Regions from separate parts of the Homo sapiens genome. Here region 2 is linked to region 1. The links are chromatin contacts, found by Hi-C or POLR2A ChIA-PET in ENCODE. All regions are on one chromosome and are shown on one strand. The core of a region is the stretch at or near the end of the contact, and the rest is flanking DNA. Distances in the headings are between cores, read along the strand shown.

What was found. A loop is a pair of places that touch in the nucleus more often than their neighbours do. ChIA-PET counts read pairs that join two places held with the same protein, here RNA polymerase II (POLR2A). Pooled maps may share reads with other maps.
Region 2: a map of CD8-positive, alpha-beta T cell shows a loop between it and region 1 (6-fold over the local background). The contact joins the promoter of PIM1 here to the promoter of TBC1D22B in region 1. A Hi-C loop is called at or near these places in 5 of 168 maps with a recorded cell type or tissue (CD8-positive, alpha-beta T cell, K562, endothelial cell of umbilical vein and 1 more), 3 of 37 single-sample maps with no recorded cell type and 19 of 50 pooled maps. POLR2A ChIA-PET finds 5 or more read pairs at or near these places in 20 of 52 experiments (AG04450, BJ, Caco-2 and 13 more).

Annotation. Positions count from the first base shown.
Region 1 is chr6:37,255,260-37,259,963 of GRCh38, forward strand. TBC1D22B (TBC1 domain family member 22B) reads left to right here and starts at 2,513. Exons shown (of 13, transcript NM_017772.4): 1 at 2,513-2,714. The coding sequence starts at 2,659. TMEM217B (transmembrane protein 217B) reads right to left here and starts at 2,885. Exons shown (of 2, transcript NM_001395378.1): 1 at 2,309-2,885. It overlaps TMEM217 (transmembrane protein 217), which reads right to left and starts at 2,885. Exons shown (of 3, transcript NM_001286401.2): 1 at 2,309-2,885. RefSeq lists a silencer at 2,344-2,473 and enhancers at 2,574-2,633, 2,734-2,793, 2,880-3,515.
Region 2 is chr6:37,166,491-37,171,490 of GRCh38, forward strand. It overlaps PIM1 (Pim-1 proto-oncogene, serine/threonine kinase), which reads left to right and starts at 3,662. Exons shown (of 6, transcript NM_002648.4): 1 at 3,662-4,167; 2 at 4,283-4,389; 3 at 4,491-4,541; 4 at 4,635-5,000. The coding sequence starts at 4,086. RefSeq lists an enhancer at 2,907-3,505 and silencers at 3,131-3,910, 4,171-4,490.

The DNA of each region.
Region 1 (4,704 bases), core at 1,263-3,762:
AGACTGGAGAGGTGAGTGGAGCCAAGTCATGTAGGGTCTTTAAGGAGCTTGGATTTTATGCCAAGTACAATGGGGGCCATTGCAAAGTTTTCAGCAGAGGAGTGACATGATATCGTCTACATTTTAACAGGGTGTCTCTGGGCAGGGTGCGATGGCTCCCACCTGTAATACTAGCTCTCTGGGAGGCCAAAGGTGGTGGATTGCTTGAGTTTCAGGAGTATGGGACCAGCCTGGGCAACATGGTGAAACTTCATCTCTACAAAAATACAAAAAATTAGCTGGCCATGGTGGTATGTGCCTGTTAGTCCCAGCTACTCAGGAGGCTGATGTGGGAGGATTGCTTGAGCCCAGGAGATGGAGGTTGTAGTGTGCTGAGATCATGTCACTGGACTCCAGCTTGGGTGACAGGGCAAGACCTGGTCTCAAAAAAAAAAAAAAAGGTCTCTCTGGTTGGTATATGGGGAATGGACTCTAAGGGGCTAAGAGTGGAAGCAGGGAGCCGAATAGCAGGCTGCTGTAAGCAGGTGTGTGGTTGGTGAAGATTAGGGTGACCAAGTGGTAGTGGTGAAAAAGGTTCCAACAATCTCAATTTCCCTATTTAAAAAGTCATCACAAGGTAACTGATGTGAATTTTTAAAAAATCTTGGAGGGGAAACTGATATAGAAAACAAACTGTAGAAATAACAGGGCTTTTCTGGGTTGAGCACTGTTAACTACACCCCCTGGGAATCAGTGTCATTTAACATTTCATAGAAGATTAAGAAAAAGGAGTATTTTGAGATATGTCTAGATACACAAATCATACTTTGCTTTCCACATAGTAAAATGTCAAATCAATAGGGAGCAGCTTCTGGAACATCTCTAAAGCCATGTGCATAAGCTGGAAAGTGGCAGGTATCTTGTCACATGGATGAGTGTATGGCAGCTCACATAGGGAAAGACAATTCAGAGGATACCTTTAAGACAATGAACTCTGAACTGCTGGTTGCCACCAAGGTAAGGAATCTAGAAGTTGTTTTAGATTACTCTTTCAAGACATCAACTCTTCTAAAGTCCAAACAGCCAGCAAAAGGTCTGGCTGTCCAGAATAAAGACAAAACATCAGCCTTAACAAAGCCTCAGTACATCCCTCTTTGGGCTTAGTGTGCAGTGCTGGTCACTGCATCCTAAGAAAAAGAAGCGCCAGAGAAAGGCAAGTAAAATAATTAAAAGAATAGAGGGGCTTTTTTTCTCTGGGTTAAATGCCCATAAAGAAGATAAGATGCTTTTATAGCATGAAAGACTCAGAGGAAGTAAAAATAGCCCTTGTCATCCAATCCTATAATTCTTAAATTAGGGGACAAAAGAAGCTTGAAAATGGGAGTAATGAAGAAACCGTCGTTGGAGGACATATAAAAGAAGGTCCTTCTTTGGCTGGGGCCAGGGGTCAGGTCTTTAAGTATTCTCCAATATGTGGAAGTACATGTGGTAGCTGTAAATGGAGGGTGGGGGTGGGGGTGGGGGACACGCAGCCCACCTCAACAGTCCTTCGAAGGGACAAAAACCACTCTGGACTGGTGCCCGCCTTCCCTCTTTCCCCAAATCACCACGGAATACAACCACAGAAACTCAAAACCAGCAAAAAACGCTGACAAGACATTCAAAGGATTCAAAATGCTAATACTAAATCTCATTGTCTGGGAAAATTAGATTGAAAATAAATTCAAGGGTGCAAGATTTATAATAGATTAACAAGGGAAATTAAGGATGTTGGTGGGGCCGGGAGGAGATACATCCTTAACTTTGTGATTCACACGATGGAGCAATACTGTGTCCTTCAAAGAAATGGTATTTGGTAATCTGAGTTGGACAGCTATCATAAACCATTTCCTATATACACTGTTAGCATAGTCAGAAAGTGAGAGTTATGGATTGACATAGGGATTAGATCATTTGAATTTTTAACCCACAGCACAAGTCCTTCAATCGTTTTCAATAAACAGAGGGAGAGGGAGACTCTGATGAACCGTTGCTCACGTGTTGAACAGTTAGCAATCCCGGGCTATCGGGTCCCTGCTGACCTTCCTTCAGAAAAACGAATGGACATGTAAACGGAATGAGGAAAGGAGGGTAATAACCAGAGTGTCATTGAATTGAGAGATGTTAAAAATGGGCCACAACCAACACATGGGCCCTTACTTTTAGGTGAAAGATTCCTATATATAAATACATAGTATGTTCTCTCTTGCCAAGAAATATTAGACTAAGGAACTTCATTCCTCACGAAGAAGATAATCCCCTCTTCCTTCCCATAGGTCCCTTACCTTACCTGCTTCTTCCCTCTCGCGGGTAGGAACTTTGAGCCCCGCCTCTCGGCTCGTCCAAGCTCCGCCTTCCCCGTCCACCTGTGTGCCCAGCCCCTGACGTTACCGGTCGGCTTCAGCGGCCTGCAGGATTCCGGCTCCCAATTGGTCGGCCCGTCCACGGCTTGCGCAGCTCACCAATGGCAGCGGTGCTGGGTGGAGGGGTGCCCACATCCAAGATGGCGTCCCCAGGAGCTGGGAGCGGGTGACCGGCGGCGGGGAAGCGGCCTGGGTTGGCCCTCAGATTGCGGGGTCTGGGGGCATCTCGCCGGGCAAACCCTTGGCCCGCCTACAAGGACTTCCCCCGGCCAGAGCAATGGCCGCTGAGAACAGCAAGCAGTTTTGGAAGAGGAGCGCTAAGCTGCCGGGGAGGTGAGCCCAGGACGCTGAGAGGGATAGGGGATTGGACCAAACCCTTCCAGATCCTAATCCCTGAATCCCGCGGGCCTGGGGCGCCACAGAGGCCAGAAGACTGGTTTGGGGAAGCTGGGACTGCCTGGTGGCGGCAGGGCAGCTGTCAGGCAGCGAAGCGAACAGCGAGCTTTGGGGACGGCTGGATGTGGGTGTAGACCGGGGTCTGGGGGCGGAGGTTTCAGGAGGGGTGACCTCAGCGGGAAGGTGGCCGAAGATTGGGCGTAAAGGGGAGTGGAGTTGGGTGAATAGTCAGTGTCGGCCCTGGTCTCGGAAGTTCCTCCCCAGAGCTGCTTCCCACTCTAATTAGGACTCCCTCTCAGGGGTCTCCACCACGCACAGGTGGTTGGTCGCTCGAGGATGGCCCCTTCCCTTGATCCCTGAGGTCGGCACTTACCCGAAGGATTCCGGTGGGAGTTTGGGGCCGCCTGCCGAGAGGGTTAGGCAGGAAAAGTGAGGACGATTCTCAACCCTGACCTTACTTTATCTTGAGTTGGCCCTTTCCCACTAGGAATTATTACAAGACGACCACAGAATCAGGGTTATTCCTTTGGCATTTTCTAAGGATTTGTCCAACCCCAAGTGACTTCTTCCTCCCCTGCATTGTAATGCACTTCTTGTGCAAATGCACTAAATTCGTTCATTCTTCAGTTGTTTAACTGGAGAGCAGACCCCCTAAGACTACCCCCACCCTCTTTTCGGTGTATGTTGAGACTTTTGGCAAATTATCCATCCATCAATCTACTGTTGGTTTACTGTTTCAGTTTATTTTGGGCAAAGTCCTGAGAAGTATAAGGAAGAGTGTGTATTTCAGTCGTAAATTTAAGATTTCTGCCAGCTACAGTCTACTTGGTGATGAAATTCATGTTTGGTTGTGTCCCCTGTGCTACCTTTTCTAATGGATTCAGGTTTTTTCCTTCTGGGATAATCTTTTGAACTCGTGACTTTTTTTTTTTAAGCGAGAGAGAGATGAGGGTCAGTAGTGGCTAGGTAAGAGCCTTAATTTTTTTTTTTTTTTTAAATGAAATAGAGACAAGGTCTGACTGTGTTGCCAGGGCTGGTCTCTGACTCCTGGCCTCAAGTGATCCTCTTGCCTTGGCCTCCCAAAGTGTTGGGATTACAGGCGTTAGCCACCATGCCCCACCAAGAGTCTTATTTTATTAAGGATTCTAGTAGACATATGGAGAATAGGGTGGAAATCAGCTTTTAGTAATACTTATTAAAGTAATAGAAAGGAATGCAAAGATAACTTCAGATTAAAGTGCTGTGGACTCAACAGTGTTAATATTACTGTTAAAGATGTTCTGTGTTTTTAGGTAAGCACACTTCCTGCCAACTGATTCCTTTTCCTTCCTGGTCTAGTGAGCTCTCTAGTTGTGCTAACTGCTATTCTCTGGGGTTTTCCGTAGTGAGATCATTAAATTTTGACATCCTAAGATTATAATCATAATCAATAGGAAGACTGTTGTATCAGGAAGCAGTGTAAGAGATGTGGGACGTGGCATGGGCTTCTGTGCCTTCTGACTGCTGGTTGCTATTAACAATCTTTTTTTCCTATATTTCCTGTATTTGGCTATAAGAACAGTCAACTTTTTTAAAGCACTACTTTTCTGAGATAGGAAGAGAAGTCTTTTCAGTTTCTTCAAGTTTCTGGATTCCTTTTTCATTTTGAAGAATATAGAGAAATAGAGAACTTTCGAGTTCAGAAAGACTTGGGTTACTATTTGGGCTCTGTTGTGTGTGTGACCAAGACAAATAATCTTTCTAGGCCTCAATTTCCTTACCTATGAAATGAGAAATAAAAATACTTTCCTCAGAGTTACTGTGGGGACTAAGTGAAATACCCTATTTGTAAAGAGCCTAGGACAGTGTTTATTTAGCACATTATAGTTGCTCAAAAAAACAGTAGTTATTAACATTGCTGTCATTATTACAGCAAGTAAACATTTAA
Region 2 (5,000 bases), core at 2,412-4,911, 88 kb before region 1:
CCTTCCAAAAGCACTTGTCATTTAATTATTAGGGTGATTTTTCTGATTCTTTGTTAGATTCTTTGAGATAGCACAAATAGTGCTAATTTTATTAAGACTATATTTCGATAAATCAAAACATCAAGTTCCCTACTCTCGAGGAGTAACTTTTGACCCACAACACATCTGAATGTTTACTAATTATCTTTTAAAGCAGTTTTAAGTAAATCAAAGCTGTTTGCCAAGCAAGGTCCATGTTTTGTAACTTCCAGCTGTGAAGCCCCCACTATACAAAGTAGATATATTAAATGTTAATCACTTTAGCTCTAATTAAATATTTAGTCCTTCAAAGACCTAGAAAAAGTGAAAAAGGTTGAAGTTGATACATATTTTTTTTTCTAAAAGGCCTAAAAGATCTACTAGAAACAACTATTTTAAATCACATCTCTCCCCAAATGGTTAAAAATCGAACTATTAATCCAGTAGTTTACCTTTGGTACCTTCTAGGTGTAAGACCGTTTGGGCTGGGCGCGGTGGCTCACGCCTGTAATCCCAGCACTCTGGGAGGCCAAGGCAGGTGGATCACAAGGTCAGGAGATCGGGACCACCATGGCTAACACGGTGAAACCCCGTCTCTACTAAAAATATAAAAAATTAGCCAGGCGTGGTGGCAGGCGCCTGTAGTCCCAGCTACTCGGGAGGCTGAGGCAGGAGAATGGCGTGAACCTGGGAGGCAGAGCTTGCAGTGAGCCAAGATTGCGCCACTGTACTCCAGCCTGGGAGACAGAGCGAGACTCCGTCTCAAAAAAAAAAAAAAAAAAAAAAAGGCCGTTTTAAAAAACATCATCATCATAACCACGATCAACATTATTGCCATCATCATTGCTAATATTTATTAGAAGTTTACTCTGTACTGGGTTATATGCTTTACAAACAAGAGTTTTATTTGCTCCTTACAACAACCCTATGAGGTAGATGCTGTTATTATCTCCATTCTGTCTAAAGCTTAATAAGGTTAAGTAACTTGACCAATGCCTAACTAGTAGCTGCCAGATCCCGGAATTGAAACCAGGCTAACTTAGTTTAAAGCCCTTGCTCCCAACTTTTATGTTCCCGAAGCCCACTTAATTCATTTAAATTTGGTATAAATTGACTTTAATTATGGCCTTTTTGTTAGAATCCATTATAGTCTTCTCTTTTATCAACAAATGTTGGATAAAGTATGCATTCAGGGAGGCTGGGCATGGTGGCTCACACCTGTAATCCAAGGAGGCTGGGCATGGTGGTTCACACCTGTAATCCCAGCACTTTGGGAGGCCGAGGCAGGCGGATCATAAGGTCAGGAGTTCGAGACCAGCCTGGCCAACATGGTGAAACTCCGTCTCTACTAAAAATACAAAAATTAGCTGGGCATGGTGGCGGGCGCTTGTAATCCCAGCTACTTGGGAGGCTGAGGCAGGAGAACCAATTGTTTGAACCCGGGAGATGGAGGTTGCAGTGAGCCGAGATAGTGCCATTGCACTCTAGCCTGGGTAACAGGGCGAGATTCCGTCTCAAAAAAAAAAAAAAAAAGGGCATTCAAGGAATAGGAAGACAAAGTATAATGGAAAAGTAAATGAACAAAAAGGATTTAAAAAAACAAATCCCAACTGTCAGATTAGTGGACAGTGAACCAATGCTCTGAGTTTGTTCATCAATCTGTGGTAGAACTACAATTGTTTCCTAAAGAGTGGAAAGGCTTTGAATAAAAGTGGAGAGGTAGAGAGGGCTCTCCCAGGACAGGTTGATTGCTTCCGCAAAGGCAAAGGGTCTGTAAAGTGCTAGGCGAGTGGGAACAAGTGGGAATAGTTCTGTTTGACTACATTTGAGGGTTTGAGAAAGGAAAGGGAGGGTAGAAGGGATGGAAGTGGGAATCACATATGTTTAATGATGTCTTGTTCGGTGCCAAGGACAGTTTTAGACCCTGATAAGCGGAAAGCTTTGAATACTCAGGAGGTGAATTTGGGTCATTTCATCTCCTCTCTTAGCTGCTGTATGACCCTGTGCCATCCTATTTATGTTTCATTTTCCTATCTGCAAAAAGGGAGTAATTCTTGTTCCCTTGGGTTTTCTCCTAGTCATAAAAAATGAATGAGTTCGGCCACAGTACACAAACAAAAGGAAAATATGTAATATTTTGTAGGATAAATTCATAAAAGTTGTGGAGGATCTGGGCACTTTTATAAAGCAAGCACTGTAGAAAACTTTCAAAGGAAACATTTAAATTCACTAATGACAGCTATAGGGATCCTGATTTTTCCTTTAAATGGCAGGCACTTCAAAAAATTAAAATAGAATGTAGTTAGCTTTCAATTACTTAGGCCACTGACAATTCAATTTATGGATTATATAGTATTTTAATTTACTCATTTCACACGTCGTTATCAACTCTACATGAAGTTTAAAAGGACAAAGGATGCAAGTGGAATTGGTCAGTGTTCCGGGTTATTTCCAAGGGAGGCAGAGGGTGGGGGGTTTCCTTTGAGACAAGACTTGGGGTTGGCCAATAATTGCTGGTATTGCCTGCCTGGTAATAACAGGCTGATGAAAAGGTGACTACAACGTGAAAACTGGTTAAATCAAGCGCACCCTCCCACCCTCGTTTTAGATGAGGAATTTTCCGCCCTCACAGAAGGGGCTGAGGCAGCATCTGGCATCACAACACTAACATTTGCTTCGTGATTTCCTCTTTACCCGGCCCTTTGACACACATCCCTTCCCAGAAATCAGGATTCGCTGGTGCTTTTGCATTTCTAAAATGGGAATCCCGTGGCTGAGCTTTTAGCCGGCCGGAACGACTGAGGGCTGCATCCCTTTCCCGCAGGAGCGGGGCTCCCGCCTCCAGTTCTGTTCCAGGCCTGACTCCTCCACTCCCTCCGTGACTCATGTCCTGCGGATCCTTCGCCCCCGACGCGCCCCCCAACACACAAACCCCCAGAATCCGCCCCCAGCCTACAGCGCGACGTCAGCCCGCCCCAGCCGACTTGGAGGTCTCGGGTCTGAGTCACACAGAAAGACCACCCTCGTCGGCATCCCCACACACAGTCCGACACCCGGCGCGCCGGCCTCCCCGCCTGACACACTAACGCCCGTCGTCTCCGCGCAACTTGTTATGCTCCGGCTCGAGCCCTTGACCCAAAACCCTCAGCGAAACGGAGAGCCGCAGAGCCGGCCTCGGGCGGCCTTTGATGGCTTTGTTATTGTTTGGGTTTGAATCGATACGCCCCTCCCCATCCTTCCTCCCTCGCGGCCCTACACCCAGCTCCCGCCTCCCCTCACGCCCCGCGCCCCTCCCCCTCCATTTTGGCGCCTTTTCCTTCCCGCCACGTCGTGGCGGCGTAGAGACCATTCTGACCGCGAGAGCTGGGCGGGGCGGGGGCGGGGCGCGCCGAGTTATGCAGATCAATCGGCCTCTGGTTGGCTGGAGTAGCGCTGGCAGGGGCGGGGCCGGGGCGCGGCCACAGAGCGCGCGGGGCGGGGGCCGAGGGGAGTCGCCCAGTCCCGCCGCTTCCCCACCCCCTCTCCTCCCTCGGCCGGCCCGGCAGCCCTGCTCCCCGCCTTGGCCTCCCGGAGAGGCCCCGCCCCGTCCCCGCCCGCCGCGCCCTCCCCGCGCGCCCTCCCCGCCGGCGCGCTCCTCCCCTTTACTCCTGGCTGCGGGGCGAGCCGGGCGTCTGCTGCAGCGGCCGCGGTGGCTGAGGAGGCCCGAGAGGAGTCGGTGGCAGCGGCGGCGGCGGGACCGGCAGCAGCAGCAGCAGCAGCAGCAGCAGCAACCACTAGCCTCCTGCCCCGCGGCGCTGCCGCACGAGCCCCACGAGCCGCTCACCCCGCCGTTCTCAGCGCTGCCCGACCCCGCTGGCGCGCCCTCCCGCCGCCAGTCCCGGCAGCGCCCTCAGTTGTCCTCCGACTCGCCCTCGGCCTTCCGCGCCAGCCGCAGCCACAGCCGCAACGCCACCCGCAGCCACAGCCACAGCCACAGCCCCAGGCATAGCCTTCGGCACAGCCCCGGCTCCGGCTCCTGCGGCAGCTCCTCTGGGCACCGTCCCTGCGCCGACATCCTGGAGGTTGGGATGCTCTTGTCCAAAATCAACTCGCTTGCCCACCTGCGCGCCGCGCCCTGCAACGACCTGCACGCCACCAAGCTGGCGCCCGGTGAGAGCACCCCCCGCCTCCGGCCCGGGGATGCGGGGCGGCGGCGGGATCTCCTGGGTGGGGAGCTGGCGGCTCGCGGGCCGGCACTGAGTCCCCGTGCTTCCCCCTTTCCTAGGCAAGGAGAAGGAGCCCCTGGAGTCGCAGTACCAGGTGGGCCCGCTACTGGGCAGCGGCGGCTTCGGCTCGGTCTACTCAGGCATCCGCGTCTCCGACAACTTGCCGGTGAGTGGGCGCCCCGCGGTGGGGAGGGCGCGCCGGGCGGGGGGCGCACGGGCGTGCTTTAGCCCGGACGAGGGAACCTGACGGAGACCCTGGGCTTCCAGGTGGCCATCAAACACGTGGAGAAGGACCGGATTTCCGACTGGGGAGAGCTGGTGAGTGCCCTGCAGGAGCGACCCCCAGGATGAGTGGGTGGGGTGAGGGGCGCCCCCGACTCCCGCCCTAACGCGGCCCCCTCGCCCCTGCAGCCTAATGGCACTCGAGTGCCCATGGAAGTGGTCCTGCTGAAGAAGGTGAGCTCGGGTTTCTCCGGCGTCATTAGGCTCCTGGACTGGTTCGAGAGGCCCGACAGTTTCGTCCTGATCCTGGAGAGGCCCGAGCCGGTGCAAGATCTCTTCGACTTCATCACGGAAAGGGGAGCCCTGCAAGAGGAGCTGGCCCGCAGCTTCTTCTGGCAGGTGCTGGAGGCCGTGCGGCACTGCCACAACTGCGGGGTGCTCCACCGCGACATCAAGGACGAAAACATCCTTATCGACCTCAATCGCGGCGAGCTCAAGCTCATCGACTTCGGGTCGGGGGCGCTGCTCAAGGACACCGTCTACACGGACTTCGAT